Linked DNA regions of Homo sapiens: region 1 is linked to region 2. Evidence: chromatin contacts called from ENCODE Hi-C data. All regions are on one chromosome and are shown on one strand. Each heading gives the region's core, a stretch centred on a gene start or an enhancer-like site at or near the end of the contact. The rest is flanking DNA. Distances are from core to core; before and after follow the strand shown. Region 1 holds the start of LINC02296 (long intergenic non-protein coding RNA 2296). Region 2 holds the start of FLRT2-AS1 (FLRT2 antisense RNA 1).

Region 1 (5,027 bases), core at 939-3,438, 2.1 Mb before region 2:
TTAAAGTCTTAAAGAATCCCCTGCCTAGATACCACTCAGGACATAGGCAGTGGCAAAGATTTTATGATGAACATGGGAAAAGTAATTGAAACAAAAACAAAAATTGACAAACGGGGTCCAGTTAAACTACAGAGATTCTGTACAGCAAACAAACAAAAAACCACCCCCCTCCAAAAAAAAAAGCTGTCAACAGAGTAAACAGACAGAATGGCAGACAATTTTTGCAAACTATGCGTTCAGCAAAGGTCTAATATCCATCATCTATGAGAAACTTAAAAAAAATTTACAAGAAAAAAACCACAACCCCATAAGGAAGTGAGCAAAAAAATAGACACTTTACAAAAGAAGATATGCATGCAGCCAACAATCATATGAAAAAAGCCGAACATCACTGATCATTAGAGAAATGCAAATTAAAACCACAATGAGATAGCATCTAACACTAGTCAGATGGCTATTATTACAAAGTCAAAAAATAACAGATGCTGGTGAGGTTGTGGTGAGAAAAGGATGCTTATTAGTTCAGCCATTGTGGAAGACAGTGTGGCGATTCCTAAAAAACCTAAAGAAGACAGAAATACCATTAACCCAGCAATCCCATTACTGGATATATACCCAGAGGAATATAAATCATTCTGTTATAAAGACACATGCATGCGTATGTTCATTGCCAAACTATTCACAATAGCAAAGACATGGAATCTATCTAAATGCCTGCCAATGACAGACCAGATAAAGAAAATGTGGACCATGGAATATTATGCAGCCGTAAGAAATGAATGAGATCGTGTCCTTTGTGGGTACATGGGTGGAGCTGGTAGCCATTATCCTTAGGAAATTAACACAGAACAGAAAACCAAATACCGCATGTTCTCATAAGTGGGAGCTAACTGATGAGAACACATAGACACAAAGACGGGAACAACAGACATTGGGGCCTTTCAGAGGGTGAAGGGTGAGAGGAGGGACAAGATCAGGAAAAGTAACTACTGGGTACTAGGCTTGATACCTGGGTGATGAAATAATCTTTACAACAAACCCCCATGACACAAGCTTACCTATGTAACAAACCTGCATTTGTACCCCTGAACTTAAAATAAAAGTTGAAAGGAAGAACCCCCCTGCCTAAAAGTGATGTTCCTTCTGAAAGTAGGAGAGGCTGGTTTGGAACAATGAAATTAGAAAATATGGTTTCATTACCTTTCAGCCAAAGGTCACTTTAATTGGGCAACTTTATTTTAATTAGAAGTTTTTAGGGTCTTGCTGTTCCCAAAATGTTGGTCTTCAAGAAGGTTAATATTTCTGTAATATAGGTAAATTCCAAACTGGCCCTTGGTTGGATATTCCAGTAAAATAAGAGCTTACTGAGCCCCTGCTCTGGACACAGTATTGTGCTGGATTCTATGGGAGATCCAGGCAGTGTGGAAGAAATGGTCTACAATTCAGGATCATAACAGCCGACACAGTAGGGGGCTGGATGAATCCAAGATGCTTTCCTGTATTTATTACTTCCTGAGGGATTTTTCTGCACAGAAAGGTAACTGGAAGATGTAACTCACTAGTTTTCCAAATAATGACTCATAGGGTTAAGACTGGAGTCACAATGCCAGAACCATATTTCTTTTGTTCACACTCTGAGGGGTGTCGTAAATATCACAAACTATTGACTTTTCACTACCTGTTTTCTCTTTTTTCTGGTTAATGATGCATCCAAGTTGGCTTAATGGACAAAGTTACTCACTAATCACCAGGATAGACAAGTAAACAAAAAAGATCTACAGTAAAAGTATAGTGTGGGGAAAATAAATTGGGGCTTTGGTTGAAGTACGCTAAATATAAGTCAATGGTGGGATGTGGCAGGCAAAAGAGATAACGCAATCTGGAATTACTAATGCCCACTGTCTGAAGGAGGGAAGTGTTAGACCAGTGGCTCTCAATATCTTTAGTCACTGATGTATTTGAAAATATGTAAGCTACGAAACTCTCCTAAGAAATAGTCATATACATATACAAATTTGAACAGACTCTTACAGATTAAATGTTCTTACCTCACCACAATGTCCTGTCAATATTGAATTAATTTCATATTAATCATGTCCTATATATAGATGTACAGGCACTGTCCATGCCTATGAAAAAATAACCAGTCTCCTGTTCTCTCCACCCACCTTAGAGTATGTAGGTGAGTGGGTTCTTGCATCATAGTGATTCTAAATGACTAGAAGTGAAGGGTCTGTCTGGCACAGCAGTTGGGGACCAGTACTGAGATTTCAGGACTTCCGATATGACCGTCTTTGTGGATCAGGCTGCCTTTACATTCAAGGTCGGAAGCAGAGGTGAGGATAAAATTCAATAGCTGCTAACTGCATTGCAGTCAATAGACCCATAAAGTAGGGGGGTTATGTTGGAATTTACTAGATAATGAGATGCATCCTAGAATGTTTAGGGGAAAGTATATGGATGTATAGAGTTAACTTTGAAATGCATCAGAAATAAGATGGATGGATGTATAGACAGTAGAGTAAATGGTTAGATAATTGATAAGCTAAAAATGTTAATGGTGAAATCTAAGTCATGTACACTGTAAAATTCTTTCATTTTTCTGTTCCATATTAAAAGTATAGAGAAATATAATTTGGAATTCACTCAGCCAAGTCAATCCCAATGGCAGTAACTAATTCAATGGAAATATTCCATCACTGTGATTATTTCCAGGAAATGAAACTTAACTCACAATAATTAATGCTGATTGTGCTTGTCATTAATCTTTTTGGAATCTGTCTCACTCCATTTTCTCAGTTTCGTATGACAGCCATTCATAGAGAATTGGGTTTTATAGAGCAACACTTTCTCCTCATGCTTGAAGAAGGTGGCTGTAGTGGTGGGAAATGTTCTGTGTGGAGGGCATTTGCTGTTCTAATTTTCTCAAGGGGCAAAATGTAATGGAAACATAATAGAGTAAATGCTCATGGATGTAAAGCGTTTTTAAAAAGTTGCAGTTTTATGTGTTTCTATCTTTCTTGTATTTTTTTTAAGATGGAGTCTTGCTCTGTTGTCTAGGCTGGAATGCAGTGGCCCATTCTCGGCTCACTGCAACCTCCGCCTCCCATGTTCAAGGGATTCTCCTGCTTCAGTCTCCCAAGTAGCTGGGATTACAGGAGCGTGCCACCACACCTGGATAATTTTTGCATTTTTAGTAGCGACGGGGTTTCACCATGTTGGCCAGGCTGGTCTCGAACTCCTAACCTCAGGTGATCCACCTATCTCAGCCTTCCAACGTGCTGGGATTACAGGCGTGAGCCACTGTGCCTGGCCAGCATTTTTTGGTGTTTATTTATAGCATAATTCATTTGCTTTAGATCAAGATAAATAATACCAGCCATTTCTATATGTAAGTCATTCTGTCTCTTCTGGACCCAAAGTATATTAGTTATACCGTCCCTGTGCTTAGGCTTACTCAGTGCTTAGGTCAACAACCTGTTGGCTGTTTTATTGCTTTGTGTTTCTTAGCAGAAGTGTGTGTGTGTGTGTGTGTGTGTGTGTGTGTGAGAGAGAGAGAGAGAGAGATTCTGTCCTCCTTGCCCTGGAGCCCATCACCTGTACATTTAATTTTCATTGCATGTAATGATAAAAGACAGTCCTTTGTTATTTAATTGAAAATAAACCTACTTTTGCTTTATTCCATGACACAATTTTTAGAATTCCGTATGACCTTTTTTTTTTGGAGTGGGGGATAAATTTATACTTAGAGGAAAGTCACAAAAATAGTACAGAGTTCCCAAACATGCTTCACCTGCCTTCTCTAATGCTGACAAATGACATAACCATTGTATAATCACTAGCATCAGGATATTGATGTGGTTACAATAGTGTTAATGAATCCATGGACTTTATTTGTATTTCACTGATCTCCCCACAAATATGGTTCCCTTTTTCTGGTCTGCGATTTAGCCTAGTATCTCACGTTACATTTCGCTGTTGGGTCTTTTCTATACAGTAGTGTCTCTCGTTTCACTTTGCGCTATTTCAGCTACCTGCGGTCAACCATGGTCCAGAAATATTAAATGGAAAATTCCAGAAACACACAATTCATAAGTTTTAAACTCAGTGCCCTTCCGAGAAGCATGATGAAGTCTTGCATCGTCCGACTCCATCCTGCCCAGGATGTGAATCCCCCCTTTGTCTGCCATCTCCACATGGCTTATTCCACCACCTGTGAGTCACACAGTAGCTGTCTCAGTGATCAGATCAACTGTCGCTGTACTGTAGTGCTTCTGTTCAAATCACTTTTTTTTTTTTTTTTGAGATGGAGTCTCACTCTGTCGCCCAGGCTGGAGCGCAGTGGTGTGCTCTCAGCTCACTGCAACATCCGCTTCCCGGGTTCAAGTGATTCCCCTGCCTCAGCCTCCCCAGTGTGTGCCACCACACCCAGCTAATTTTTTGTATTTTAGTAGAGACGGGGTTTCACCATGTTGGCCAGGATGATCTCGATCTCCTGACCTCGTGATCTACCTGCCTCGGCCTCCCAAAGTGCTGGGATTACAGGCATGAGCCACTGCGTCCGGCCTCAAGTCACCTTTATATTTAATAAGGGGCCTCAAAGTGCAAGACGAGTGATGTCGGTAATTCAGAATTGCCAAAGAGAAGCCAGGAAGTGCTTCCATCAAGAGAAAGGATGAAAGTTTGCAACTTTATAAGAAAATTTTAAAAATCATATGCTGAGGTTGCTAAAATCTTCACTAAGAACAAGTGTTTCTTTTGTGAAATTATGAAGGGTATTCTGTTACAATTATTCTATTTTGTTATTAGTTATTGCTGTTAATCTCTTACAGTGCCTAATTTATAAATTAAACTTTATCATACATATGTGTTTTCAGGTAAAAACATAATATCGATAGGGTTTGTACTATCCATGGTTTCAGGCATCCAAAGGCAGTGTTGGAATATATTCCCTGTGTATAATGGGGTCTACTGTAAATTCCTAGAAGTGAAATTGCTGAGTTAAAATGTAATTCTATGTAGTTTTA
Region 2 (4,710 bases), core at 1,830-4,329:
TGCCGCCGCCTCAATGCGCACACGCGGCCACTCACTACCTTAGGACCACTGCGCATCAGGCCACCGAGAAAAATTCCGCCTCTCTGCAACACCACTAACCCCCTCCCCCAAACACACGCACACACACAGACACACATACGGACAGTCGTGGCAAATTCACATCACCAATAGCTAACACGTTTCACCTCACCCCTGAAAATGTAACTTCTAAAGTTCCTATTTTATGATGCCAGAAGGTGAAGGGAGGGAAGGAGGATTCCAGGGATGTCAAAAGGGGAAAGGATATTTTTTCCTCTTTGCTTGCAATATTTCACCCCTGAAATTTGCTGTCCAGCTAAACGAAGCAGGAGAGTAGGGAGTGGGCTCAAATCATTTTTTAAAAATGCTAAACGGGTGAGAGTGTGAAGGGGGGAGCGTGCGGTAAGTGAAATCCATGAACCATTTCTCTGGACTGAAGAATACTAAAAGCCCCTGGATTCACGTTCCAAATTTCCAAAGAGCTACAAGATGAGGCACCAGCTGGGGCTGAGGGTTCTCACCCACTCCTGGGGGAATTTGCCTCTCAGCACAGCTGCCCCTCTAACGTGACTAGTGATCTGCCAGCGCTCGGTGCTCATCCCCGGGATCTTGAACTTCGCCTCCCTCTTACTTTCTGCCAGACCCGCGAGGGCCAGGAAGGGCTCTGGGAGGAAGCGGGAGCGCAGCGGCGGGGCATGGAAGAAGAGGGTTGGGGGCGCGCGTTACCTGCAAAGGTTCTCGAGGTCTCCTTCCAGCCCTGGTGGTAATCCCGCTCAGCGCCGCGCCCTCCCCCAGATCCAAACTTTTGCTGGGTCCTCCGGGTGGCGGCGGCGGCGACGGCGGCGGCTGCTGGAGCCAAGCCCTGTCGCCCGCAGCGTCGGGGCGCGGGGGTGCGGAGGCCGGAGCCTCAGAGCGGCGCGCGCCTCCCCGCAGCGGGCCGGGGCCGGGGCGCCCAGCTCGCCTCGCTTGCTCTCGCCTACGTCCCCTACGGAGCTGCGGCATCGTCTTCCCCCGTCCTCCGCCACCACCGCCTCCAGGGTTCGGGCATGCCACTTTCTCTTGGCTTCGGCCGCCGCGACCCCCGCCTTCTCTCCTCCTCCGCCTCCCCCTCTCCGCTTCGCCAAGCCAACGAACCCCAAAAGAAGTACAGCGAGCGGGGAAGGCGGCAGAAAGCTGCCCCGCGGCGCCGGAGCTCCTCGGATTTGGAGGATCCCGGGACTCGGCGGGAGAGCTAGGCGGGCTCTCCTCCGACGCGTGTGTGCGGACAGCTCGGAGCCGGGCGTGCGGCGCTGCGCGGGGGCGGGCGCAGGGCTCGCTCCAAGTGCTGCGCCCGCCCGGCGTGGGTCTGGAGGCTGCTCAGACCACACTACTGCCTCAATCCGACGCGGCCGGGCTAATGTAGGCGCCGCGGCCCCCACCCCTACCCCTCCTGACACCCCCGGATATGTTTACAGTAATGAATTCGCGGGATCGCCTCCGCAGCTCCCGCGCTCCTCCTCTCCCTCCGTCCCTCGCGCTCTGGCGCGCTCCGCTCCTGGAGCCCTCTTTCTCTCCCTCCCTCATTCCCTCCCTCTCTCCCGGAGTCCCTCCTACTTTTCTGGTTTAAAGAATGCTTGGGAGGCGCGGCTGCTACCCAGTGATTTCCAAGAGGCAAAGTCAGACTTGGCTTTTAACCCTGTCCTCTCTGAAAAGAGTTGAAGAGCGCCTGGCTAACCCGGCAGATGCCACCCTGACCTTCTCTCTATCTACCCGGCACATGCCGTTCCTACCACCAGTCCTTAGGGATAATGTCACCATCTGAACCCTGAAAGGAGAATTCCCCATACCTGCTTAATGGTGTACTGCCAAGAGGGAGGATCTATTACTTAGACACTGAGAAATGATCGAAATGTGAGATTAGAGGGTAAAATACAGCAAACCTCTCAACCAAAATGGCGTTATTTCAAATGCAGGCAACCTTGGTGATGTGCCCCCCACTCCTCACCCCATCACTAGTTCCCTCATCCTGGACCACCTTAAATGACTTTAACTGGGGGAGTAATCCAAAATTTAATAGGATTAATTTAAACACCCCCACTTTCTTCCTTCAACCTGGCTGCTTCTGGCAAGAGCGTTGTTAAATTTCCCCATAGATTGCAGCGGACAAAGAAAGATTCAGCCTAAAGATTAGGAAACAGTCTTGACAGCTAAGAAGCCTGATTTCTGTACAGGCAACGTTTCCACTTCGCAGTCTCTTTCCAAAGGTTAAAGGGTAATGTAAAAAACAAACAAACAAGTAAAAAAAGCTAGGTGCACGTCTCTATTTAGGAAGGAGGAGATGTTTTTGGTTTTCTCATCTTATTTCGTGCTGCTCTTCCTGCCTCCAGTAAGTTGCTGTCATGTTGTAACAAGTCCGGTGAGGCTGAATCTGAACAGAAGAGGGAGAACGAGCCCGCGCCAAGAGCTACGCCGAGACGCGCCGTCGGTGGGGCCACGCGAGATGCAACCGGAGAGTTTAAAACTAGCCCAGGACCAACCCCCCAGGGATCCGCTCAACTCTCCCCGCAGAAGAGTTTAAGTGGGGCAGTGGCCGCCACAGGCTGAGGATGATTTCCGGACGCGCCCCAGGCGCGACCGCACTACTCGTCCTCAGTTCAAAGCCTGAGTGACTTGGCACCACTTCCCCAATTGTTTTTTATTTCCTTCGCATCCCTGTTGTGTCTACCGCTTTCACGTATTTGAGAGCCTAAATCATGTTAAGACGACTTGGAGAAACGCCCGATTTGCCTCCCAAGCCACGCAAGGATCCACCCAGACGCACGCCCGCGCGGAGACGCACGCTGGCACACGCGCTCACACACGCGAGCACACACACGCGCACACTACCCGGTTCGTGCGCGCGGGTCGCTGTTCCTGTTGCATTATGCAAAGGTGGCTGGGAAAGCGCGTTGACTTACATTTACATAGCCCATCTTCTCCCCACAGTATGTGACTAATACGTATCCCGGGGAGGAGGGAGCGCGGCTGGGGGTGCTAATCGGAAGGGAACAGACAGTGAGTGCCATCTTGCTGGGAGGTTCCAGAAGCAAAGCGCCAACGACGACAGTAGCGGTGGCCTCAGCTCCACCAGTAACTGCCGCTGGCAGGAGCACCACACGCTCTAGGAGTTTCCCGGGTATCAAGTATGGGTCCAGCCCGTCCCAGTTATCCTCTTCCCCTATGGCTTCATTCCCGTTGTCAGTACCCCGACCTCAGCTTGCAACCTTGATCTTGGGCTTGATTATAAATGACGAAAGACCGCGGCAGCCTTCAAAGTGCGGGAGCGAGCCCCGTACTGGTCAGCGCGGCGGAGGGATCTTTCCAGGAGGCCCCAAGCCCCCAAGCCTGTGGAGAGACTTGGTAACAGCTGGCAAGGCCTGCTCCAGCCACCCTCGCTGGCTCCTTGCCCCTGCATTCAGCGCCTGAGGGCGTTATTCGCCCTCTCCCTGCGTCCCACGCAAGCGGCTCAAGGAACTCACTCGATCCGGATTCCGCCTCGTATGCTCTCCAAGCCTTCGCCACCTCCGCAGGCGCTCTAGAAAGGCGTGATGGCCCCAGCTCAGTGCCCGCCAGCCCGAAGAGGACAAGCAGGGCTGGAAGGGACTTGGTTTTGGAAAAAGCCCCACCCGCCCCCACCAACTGGAAGGAAAAGGAATTAGTATCCACCGCATCTGTTTAACTGCTAATAGATCCCAGATTACGGGCAGGTAGTAGGTTGGTGTCTTTAGATACAACAGCCTGATAATAACGCTGGTGACATTAACAACAGCTTGTGGAGGGGAGAGGGTTGTTACTGGTGAAAGTTAAGAGATTCAATCTAGGGAAGTAGGAGACTGAACTCTGACAAGGTTAGGGGCACTGAGAACCCCAATTTAGCATCGATGCATCTACCAGGCAAGAAAATTTGCGTTTTGACCCAGAACTCAGTCATGATGCTCCGTAGAGGAGGTGGATTCGACCAGCAGACAGATGTCCCCAAAGTCGAGAGAGAGCTAAGCTGCCTATTTTCTCTCCAGGTGAAAGACAAAGCCTAGAGCACCCCACTTAAGATGACCACCCCCAGCTCTTTCAAAAAAAAAAAATCCCCCGAAGAGACAGCGTGGTGCCAGCGTAGCAGCAGCTCGGCCGGTTACTGGAAACTTCACCTGGCAACGCAGCCCCTTTTACCTGACGGCTGCGTCTTCTCCTTGCAATGGGCTCATCCGAATCCGACAGGGTCAGGGAGGTGGAAAGGGAAGACGCTGGCGCGGCAGCAGCGGGGATCCCGGGGCATGGTATTGTTTTAGGGGTCGCCGCCGAGGTCCCTCCTGCCCATCGTTGAGAACTGCCACCCTGATCCCAGGGCTCGGTGGACACGGCGGCGGGAGCGGAGATGCCGCCTCGCCGCTGCTGGGCACCAGGGACGGAGGACCAGAGGCGCACCTCGGAAAGGAGTAGCTCAGCGCCTTGGCGCGGAGATTTGCGGGCACTGATGATATCTCGAGCGCTCGTTCCTCCGCGGTGACAATGGATAATGCCAAACGCGCAAGTGACGGCGACAGGTTTCGAACGTACAACTAACTACAAGGTACCCAGCCTGAGACAGTATGCTGCTTTTCCCCTCCTCCTCCTCTCCCTCCTACCAGGGAGGGAACTAACTTAACCCTGTGTGCGCCTGACACTCCCTAGAGAAGC

Evidence for each region. Hi-C counts contacts between places; a loop is a spot of excess contacts on that map.
Region 1: a loop to region 2 is called in a map of IMR-90, with 8 times the contacts of the local background. The contact joins the promoter of LINC02296 here to the promoter of FLRT2-AS1 in region 2. A Hi-C loop is called at or near these places in 2 of 168 maps with a recorded cell type or tissue (A673 and IMR-90).

The regions. Positions count from the first base shown.
Region 1 is chr14:87,610,624-87,615,650 of GRCh38, reverse strand. It overlaps LINC02296 (long intergenic non-protein coding RNA 2296), which reads left to right and starts at 2,188. Exons shown (of 16, transcript XR_007064294.1): 1 at 2,188-2,336.
Region 2 is chr14:85,530,028-85,534,737 of GRCh38, reverse strand. It overlaps FLRT2-AS1 (FLRT2 antisense RNA 1), which reads left to right and starts at 3,079. Exons shown (of 2, transcript NR_184170.1): 1 at 3,079-4,710. FLRT2 (fibronectin leucine rich transmembrane protein 2) reads right to left here and starts at 4,594. Exons shown (of 2, transcript NM_013231.6): 1 at 4,204-4,594.